2 separate regions of the Homo sapiens genome follow, and region 1 is linked to region 2. The links are chromatin contacts, found by Hi-C or POLR2A ChIA-PET in ENCODE. All regions are on one chromosome and are shown on one strand. Each heading gives the region's core, a stretch centred on a gene start or an enhancer-like site at or near the end of the contact. The rest is flanking DNA. Distances are from core to core; before and after follow the strand shown. Region 1 has its middle 40 kb from the start of FASLG. Region 2 overlaps DNM3 (dynamin 3).

Evidence for each region. A loop is a pair of places that touch in the nucleus more often than their neighbours do. ChIA-PET counts read pairs that join two places held with the same protein, here RNA polymerase II (POLR2A). Pooled maps may share reads with other maps.
Region 1: a map of natural killer cell shows a loop between it and region 2 (3-fold over the local background). The contact joins two enhancer-like sites. A Hi-C loop is called at or near these places in 1 of 168 maps with a recorded cell type or tissue (natural killer cell) and 8 of 50 pooled maps. POLR2A ChIA-PET finds 5 or more read pairs at or near these places in 1 of 52 experiments (activated CD4-positive, alpha-beta T cell).

What each region holds. Positions count from the first base shown.
Region 1 is chr1:172,697,034-172,701,030 of GRCh38, forward strand. No RefSeq gene overlaps it. Among named protein-coding and RNA genes, the nearest start is that of FASLG, 40 kb to the left of the region's middle. Within about 2 kb of position 2,343, at least 7 of the 41 ENCODE cell types and tissues checked have a DNase peak (open chromatin) inside an H3K27ac peak, as active enhancers do; they include natural killer cell, where a contact is called at or near this core.
Region 2 is chr1:172,357,012-172,361,217 of GRCh38, forward strand. All of the region lies in intron 17 of DNM3 (dynamin 3), which reads left to right. Among named protein-coding and RNA genes, the nearest start is that of C1orf105, 62 kb to the right of the region's middle. RefSeq lists enhancers at 1,803-1,882, 3,363-3,989. Within about 2 kb of position 1,925, at least 36 of the 41 ENCODE cell types and tissues checked have a DNase peak (open chromatin) inside an H3K27ac peak, as active enhancers do; they include natural killer cell, where a contact is called at or near this core.

The sequences.
Region 1 (3,997 bases), core at 1,093-3,592, 340 kb after region 2:
GAGTTTGCTTTTCCCCACTGTGACATACTATGTTGTGAATGAGCCTAGTTATTGGCCAGGTGGCCAGAAAGGGAGGTGGGAGTAAATTCTGACCTTTGAAAATATTGTTTTTCAAGACAGTGGCTGCTGTGTCATCTTCATGTAAAGGAGAAGTGTTAGCCTTTAATAGGGAAGAGTAGGATAGTTCTGCTCATCCAGAAAGGTCAAATGAATTTGGTGTTTCAAGGTTTTTGAGTATATTGACCCAAATGTCCTATTTCCAAGTCTCAAGGTACCATTGTTTTTCAACTAGGGTCCTTCTTCTGACAAAGCAGACTTGCCAAAGTTGAGGATTTAAATTTCCCTGGAGTCTACTAACCTGTCATTAAGACCTAGAACTGATCCTCAGAGTTTTTTTTTGCCTTCCAGCTTTAGGAAGTAAGAGTCTCTAGGATGCTGCCAAGGAGGCCTTCTGACTTTGCAATCATCATCTCTATTGACTGAATATTAGGCTGAGTTAAGTCTTGTGGTGGGCTGTCTTGGAGACAAACAGAGAATTAAATTTAAACCAGACCTTACCTAGTGGGTTGCCGACGCTCTTCCTCTCAGGCAGCCCTTCAGAGCAACTTCCTGTTCTCATGAGGAAGAAACCCGAGTGAATTTCTTTAGGCAGAAAAGACAAAAGAAAGACAGTGTCATTTCCTATGCTGAGATTATGACTGAGTATCATCCACTTAGGTCAAACCTTTAACAGAAAGGAGGAGTTTCTGATAAGCAGCTAATTAGGGGGAAGAATGAAGTGTTTAACGTTAGAAACAGTGAGTTTCAGTATGTAGTGAGGGCCATATCCAGTTTAGGAGTGAGTGCAGTTGGTTTGGTTCTGAGCACACTGAGTTTGAGGTCCAGGGGTACTTTAACAGGGAGGTGTTCTGTGAAATTGGTAGGACTGACACACAGGAGAGATGTCAGGGCCAGAGAGGCAATTGGGGAATTACCTGTATGTTTGAAGATTTGAGAGGTGATGGAGAAACATGTGGAGTGACAAGAGCAAAAAAGGTTGAGGATAGAGCCTTGGATTATACCTGATTGGTGAATGGAAAGAGGATGTAAAACCAATGAAAAAGAAAGATTAACACATGCCATAGAAAAATTGTGACAATATAGGCTCTTGCATGCCAAGGCAGATTAAATTTTGGAAGGAAAACATGGTGATGAGTGCCTACGGCTAATGAGAGATAGGAGCATGAGGGCTCTGATTTGGGGACCAGGAACCACTGGGAACATTGGAGACAATTGTTTCATTGAGGTGATGTGGACTGGAACTAAGTGCCTACATACAGGGAGTGATTCAGTGGTGACAAAACAGGGGAGATGAGGACAGATAACCTTTCAAAAAATATAGGCAGGAAATGAAAGAGAAAAAGAACTCCAGAGTTGATGTCAGAGTTTCATATGCCAGTGAAACAAACTTCAGAGCTCCTCACTACTCTGGGCCTGGAAGGCCGTGAATTTTGTGATGATACCATAAATGGTATTCATCAGCTTTTTAAAAATGTGCAATTTGTTATGATTTCTCTTCTTATTCTAAATAAATGCTCACATTGGTACCTAATTTTGTATTTGTAATTTGTAATATTCTTTTTTCTAAAAGATGCCACCAAAATTGTTTAAGTTTTAGGTTGCCTAAACCTGAATACTCTCTGGCAAGGATGTATGTTACAGATTCATCAGTAAGGGAATTTCTTCTCTCCTGTCCTCTCAGGCCCAAGAAAAGTTTTGGTAGAGATGAATTCCAACTCTACCAGTGAACATGCTAGCATGCTGGTCTTGACTAAGCAGATACAGCAGTTATATCACTCTGAAAGTTGAAAGGGTACTTTATTTTGGCTCCTTCCAGTTTAGGCCTTTCCTCCTTTCCTTTAACCTCCCATTAGCACAAATTGGTTGATCCAGAAGGTACTCTGGAAAATACCTTTGGAGTGGTATTTGGTGATCCTTCGGGTTCTTTGTCAACTTGAGGTTCTTTATTTGTTTCAAAGAGCAGGCCTTCAAGGTATCTGTGCCCAGATGGGGGAAGGTGGCAGGAAGGCAATGGTGACAAGGAAGAGTGACTAGTTCTGAGGGAGGATAAGGACAGGGGACAGCATAGGAGGTTTGGTCCAGATGAGGGGTCAGAGGTGAGGTAACTGGGTTTTCTGGGGTGGCCAAGAACACAGGCCAGGACTGATAGGATGAGGGAAGAGTTAAAGCTGTACCTGGGAGGATACATAAGAGAGAGAGAGCATGGAAGGTGAGGTAGTGTCAGGGGTGAGTGTGTCTGCCTCAGAGATGCCTCCGGAGAAATTCTCTCACAGGAAGCCTTGTCTGATCACTGACTCATTGTGTGGCCGGCTTTTCCTGTGCTTCAGTTTCCCCTCTGTAGATGAGAAGCACCGCAGAGGGCTACAGAAAGGAAAGTCTAAGAAAAACAGAACACAGCACTGGTAGTATAGAAATTCTTCTATGGTTCCTATGGTAATAATCCTTAGCTGAAGATAAAAAAAAAAAGTGAGCAAAATACATGTCCACTTTGTTAGATATATTGCAAATTGAGATCTTTATCTTCCAGGGGATTGTCACTAAAAGAGATAATTTTCTCAAGAAAACTCCAAGTTTCAGGGTCCTCAGTTTGCCATTGACATGCAGAAGTTGAATTAGGCACAATTTTTGTAGTAAGGAAAGAAATGGTAAACAAATATTAGGTCATTTATTCAAAATAACATGTACTGAGTGCTCACTATGTGCCAGTGTCCCCACTTTATAATAGTTGCTAAGACTTCAAAGCTGGAAAGGGTATATTTAGCCTTATACGAGTATGGCAGAGAGAAAGGAATTGCAGCTATTTACAGTTGCATGAGCTACAGGCTCTACTCCAGAGGCATGTGCCAGGTGCTCTGAGTGATCCCAAAAAAGAGCCCTGAACAGAGCGGACATAAGCCAGAGTTTCACAAAGACAAGTTTCACAAAGAAACTGACGTGTGGGCTGGGCTCTGGAAGTGTTAAATGAGAAGGGGCCGAGTAGCAAAATGAAGGGTGGGAGGACATGGGAGGAGGATTTTCCACTTTGGCAGGAAACCTCAAGTCAGACTATTTGAGTAACAATTCCTTAGAAACTGACAATATGTTGATACATCTTCATATGTCTTGGGAACATTTTCTAGACCCTTGTCCCCACTGGAGCCCCAACACACATTTCTATTTAACTCACTCCTTTGTCCAAAAGCATTCAGTAGCTTCACAATGATTATGAAAATGATCCAAACCCCTCTTCTGGAATATGATGCCCTGCCTGATTTTGACCCGTCTTGAGCAGCTCTTCTCTTCACCCACTTGATTTTTATCGCTCATTATGTGACTGGCTACTTCTCATTCTCCAGGTTTCCATGTAAATTTCCTCTCCCCGAAGAGGACTTGACTGACCTGCTTATCTAAGTAGGCTCCTCATACTCCATCCTGATTTTTCTATATTATTGTATACTATAAGTAAAATATTTGTTGGATAAATTGAATGTTGATTGAAATAATAGTAATACAGCATTTACTGAATTCTTACTATATGCAATTCAGTATACTATAAGACAACCATATTGTACCAACACTATGCTTACTTCTTTATAAACATTGCCTCATTTTGTTCTTACAATAAACTTGTGAAATAAGTACTAGTATTATTATTCCTATTGTACAGAAGAAGAAACTGAAACTTAAGAGAGGCCAAGCAAATTAGCCCAGGAAACACAGCTGGCGATAGAGTAACAGGCTTAGAAATCAGAAAATCTAACCTCAGAGTCTACCCTTTTAAACATATCTACTTAAATCATTTTAAATATTGCCTTTTGAATGTGTATGACAGCGCAAAATCTCAGCAAATGATTATCACGTTTATTTCAGATCAGCCTGTGTTCTATAAATTTGTAAGTGATCAGACTCATTAATCTAGATTTTTTTTACTACAGTTCATGTTATCATTCATGTAATC
Region 2 (4,206 bases), core at 675-3,174:
ACAGTAATGGATTATAATCCATAGAATAAAATAAGAATCCATACTTACATAAATAAACAGTTGAATGAGTAATTATATGAAGGAGAAGGGAAAGCTGTTCCTCATAATTAATTAATTTAGAAGAGAAGATCAAAATTTAAAAATCACCATTTGCAAAACATCACAGTAATAGTTTCTCTTAAGAATCATCAATGGATGTTAAAATGAGTAGGTAAAAGTATGATGAGAAACAGGATATTCACATAGCCTCAAATATCACCCGCAAGATACTTATTAATTTCAAAGGAGAAAAAATAGAAACTTTACAGTGGAGAAACCTGGAAGACACCATCTTAACCAAATGATCAAAGTTAACATCACTAGTAATGAGACAGATCGACATCACATGTCTCCTGATGTAATGCACTGAGAAAGACACACCATTTATGTGGCGTGTTTTTGCTAAAAATGCACAACCTGAAATTAATAACGAGGAAACATCAAATTGAAGGACACTGTACAAAATAACTGGTCAATACTGTACAAAATTATTAGGGTCATAAAAGATGAAAAAAGACTGAGGTATTGCTCCAAATTAAAGGAGACTAAAGAGGCATAACTAAATGTAATACATGATTGAGGATTAGATCCTGGGTCATAGTATTACAATGTCAATTTCCTTATCTTGATCATTGTTGTGTAGTTTTGTAAGATACTAACATTCGAAGAATCTGGGTGAAGGATGTACAGGAATTCTTTGTATTAATTTTCAACCTTTTAATAAGACAAATTATTTCAAGATGAAAATTATTTTACAAATCAAAGATAGTGTTAATGATAGCTTCCTTAGACCTCTCCATCCTCCCATATTCTAAGAAAGGCCATTTATATGTTACCTCCAGTTCTGTCCACAGACATCAATGCATGGCTTCAGGAAAAGTGGGCCAAGTGCAATGCTGAACAGGAAGGAAACAGTTTGAGTCTGAAGCACAAGGTTCCTACTGTGCTGAATCAGTGTGGTAGAGGCTATTAAAATGCCATCTTTTCCTACCTCCCACTCCTCTCCTTCTTCTGCCTTCATACCCTACATCCCAGACCGCTTTTAATCCTATTGGGAGGGTATACAGAGAGAAATAAAGAAAAAATAATAATGAATGGCTGTGTTCTTTGGCACATGAATAGCAGTTTCCCTTTCGGGACTTCAAGAATAAAAAATGAGAGGCTTTAAATCTTGCTAACTTGTGCAAGAATGTGCGCGTGTGTATATGTGTGTGTGCGTAGGTAAAAATGTAAATGACCACTATGGAAAGAACAATGCTAGCTTTTAAAATCTACTAAAGTAAAAGAAATAATTATTCCTGAATAAGGTATGTCAAACACCAGTGGGAAGAAAGAAGAGCGGGTTATTTTGTTTAGAGCTGGATGAATTAGGAAAATCCCTTTTTACAGCTAACTCAGAGATGAGCTGTTGTTGCCAAGATGTGGTTTATCAAACATCTAGGCTATCTCACAGGATGTGAGTTGGTTTAGCTTTGTAAAATAGCTCTATTTTTATTTTAGCCAAATCTCTACAAGACTCTCAGTCAGCTCCCTCCCCCACCAGAATGAAACAGCAACAACAGCAGTGAAACCTGACTGAAACAGCAGAGTAAATGTTGGCCAGAAGCCTGCTGTGATCCAGCCTGGCTTTTAGAAGGAGTCTCTCTCAGTTTGATTCATTGCTTCTCACAAGCCAGCTCCAGACTGCTTTTCTTGAGATAAAATAAGTTGTAGAAGTATAAAGGGAATGTTGCCACTGGTAATTCTTTTTACTTAAGATAATAAAAAGCACATAAAATTTCCATGCTCATATTTGACTCCTTTCCGGGTCTCCCTTCCTGATTCTAACACACTGTGGAAATGGTGCAAGGAAAAAAAAGCCACAGACAGAGTAGTCGGTATGATTTCAGACCACATGACTCATTACTTGTGCTTCTTTCTGGAGCAGTCTGTTTTCTGTGAGCTGGCTTCACTCTGGTTAATCACTTAGCATGGTGAGATTTCACCTGGTTGCCCCTCTGGTGGCTCAGACGGGGCCTGGGGCATCACTGAATTTATACTGAAAATCAGATGGGCATCTGAACAACTCCCACAAAACACACACACACACACACACACACACACACACACACATTTAATCAGCATCAAGTAGTGCAGTTTCCTTTCTAAGTGATGGGAGCTGCTGGCTGTTGTTTTTGGCTTGAGGCCGCATAGACCAGCCAGCCGTTGTGTAAGCATGGTCTGTCTGAATTGCTTTGGGGCTGTCTTCTTAGAAATCTTCTTGCTGTTCATTATTTTGCCAGCAAGCCATAACTATTACTTTTTTTTTAGATTCCTCAATCTATGTTTTCTCTACTGTAAGATAGTAAAATGTAGAGAATCAGGGAGCCCTATAAATCTTGAAGATTTTTTTTGTCTTAATTTCTTTAATTTGAGATTGGCATTTAAAACCATTGTAGAACTTGTGAACTTGCTAAGTTTAAACTACAATTTGGAGTAGGGAGTAATAACCAAACTGTTCTTCTCATGTTGTTTTAAAAGCTTCTGGTGTATATGCCTTTTTATTTTTTACTCATCATACAGTCTATTCAGAAAAATAAAAAAAAAAAAACCTTAAGTAGCTCTTGGCAGAAGGTCAAAACCAGCATTTCAGGGAAGGTATTTAAAAGTCTTTTAAGTGTGGGCTATTTGTATAAGCAATATCTGCACGTTTCTTATGACTGGGAAGGACTATTTTCACAGTCTTTCATGGAAATATTTCTAGACAATTTTCTGCGGCTCTTTTCCCTGAGCTCATTTATTTGCTTTTGCTTCAGAACACAGCATTTTAATGAGCAGTTTTATGAGCCTAACCTGCGTTCTGCAAGCTCCACATGACTGGATTCCTGTTGCACATAACCTTTGCCCTATTTTCCATTAAAACACAAGACTTTCCTATAATCAACTGTATACTATGACCTTGGAGGAAAAAAATGCAACAGATAGTTTAGTCTACTATTTAGTCTACTTTAGCACACTAAAATTGATTTTTTTAAAAAAATTAGTTGTTTCCTTATAATTTTTAAAAGTGTACATATTAGTATTTTCATCACAAATTTATTTTGTAAGATGCCTAATTCAATATTACCATATCCCTCTGGGTAAATAACTCATTTAGCTATCTTTATAATCCACTGAGGGATGTACAAAGGTAAGATGAACCCCAAATCAATTTGGAATTATGAACATTCAAAACAAAATAAAATGCAAAGTTTTCTATCTCCACTTGGTCTTACATATAATAATAGGTGTCAGGAAGTTCCTTCTTATAGCAAAGCTAAATCATCATCTGATGCATTTTGACTCCTCTTTGTGCTTTAATTCAAATGTAAAACAACTATTTTTCACTTTATAGATAGTATCCTACTATTTTTATATAGAATAACTTTCTCTTGTATACCCTGAGACATCCAAATTTGTTTACTTTTACTTCCAGTATTTTAATCCGTTTTCTTAATATCTGCTAAATATTCAAGCTCTCCCTTTCATTTGAGCAGTAGAGCCTCAGGCAAAATGCAGAGCCCCTGCAAGGGTCTAACAAGTGCTAAGAACAATGGAGCTATTGTTGTGTAACACACCCAGCTCCCCTCTGGATCATGCATTCCAGCCATGTTTGCCTTTTAAAACTACACTATGGATTTAAGGTAGTCTGCGGTTGCTTGTAACACCTTTGCTCTTTTTCTGCCCTGCTTACTTTAGCCAATCTGTCCTCATCTTATAATTCTGTTTACATTTTCTTCTTAGGACAAGGAAGGCACTCTTTAAAACAGAGTGCAGTAAGTTTAGGGCAAATGAAAGGAAATCTACTTCACATAGCAGGTTATAAACTTGTGGAACTCATTAGTCCCAAAAGGTGGGACTGGCAGGAAATGTAAATGAATTCAGAAATCTTTTAGCCAGATTTATGAATGAGAGCCACAAATGGCTACTAAGAAAACTGGGGCTATACCTGACTTTTACAACAGAAGTCAGAGAACAGCTTTGAGCTCCCGCACAGGATGACTCTTGAGACTTATTGGGGTGGCTGACCTTGGGTCTGGCCCACTATGGGATTTCCTGAGCATCCTGTGTCCCTTCTGCACTTGTTCTCGTTTCACTGGGTCTCAGAAAGAACCAGTAAGGCTTATGTGGGAGGGGCAACTTTCTTTT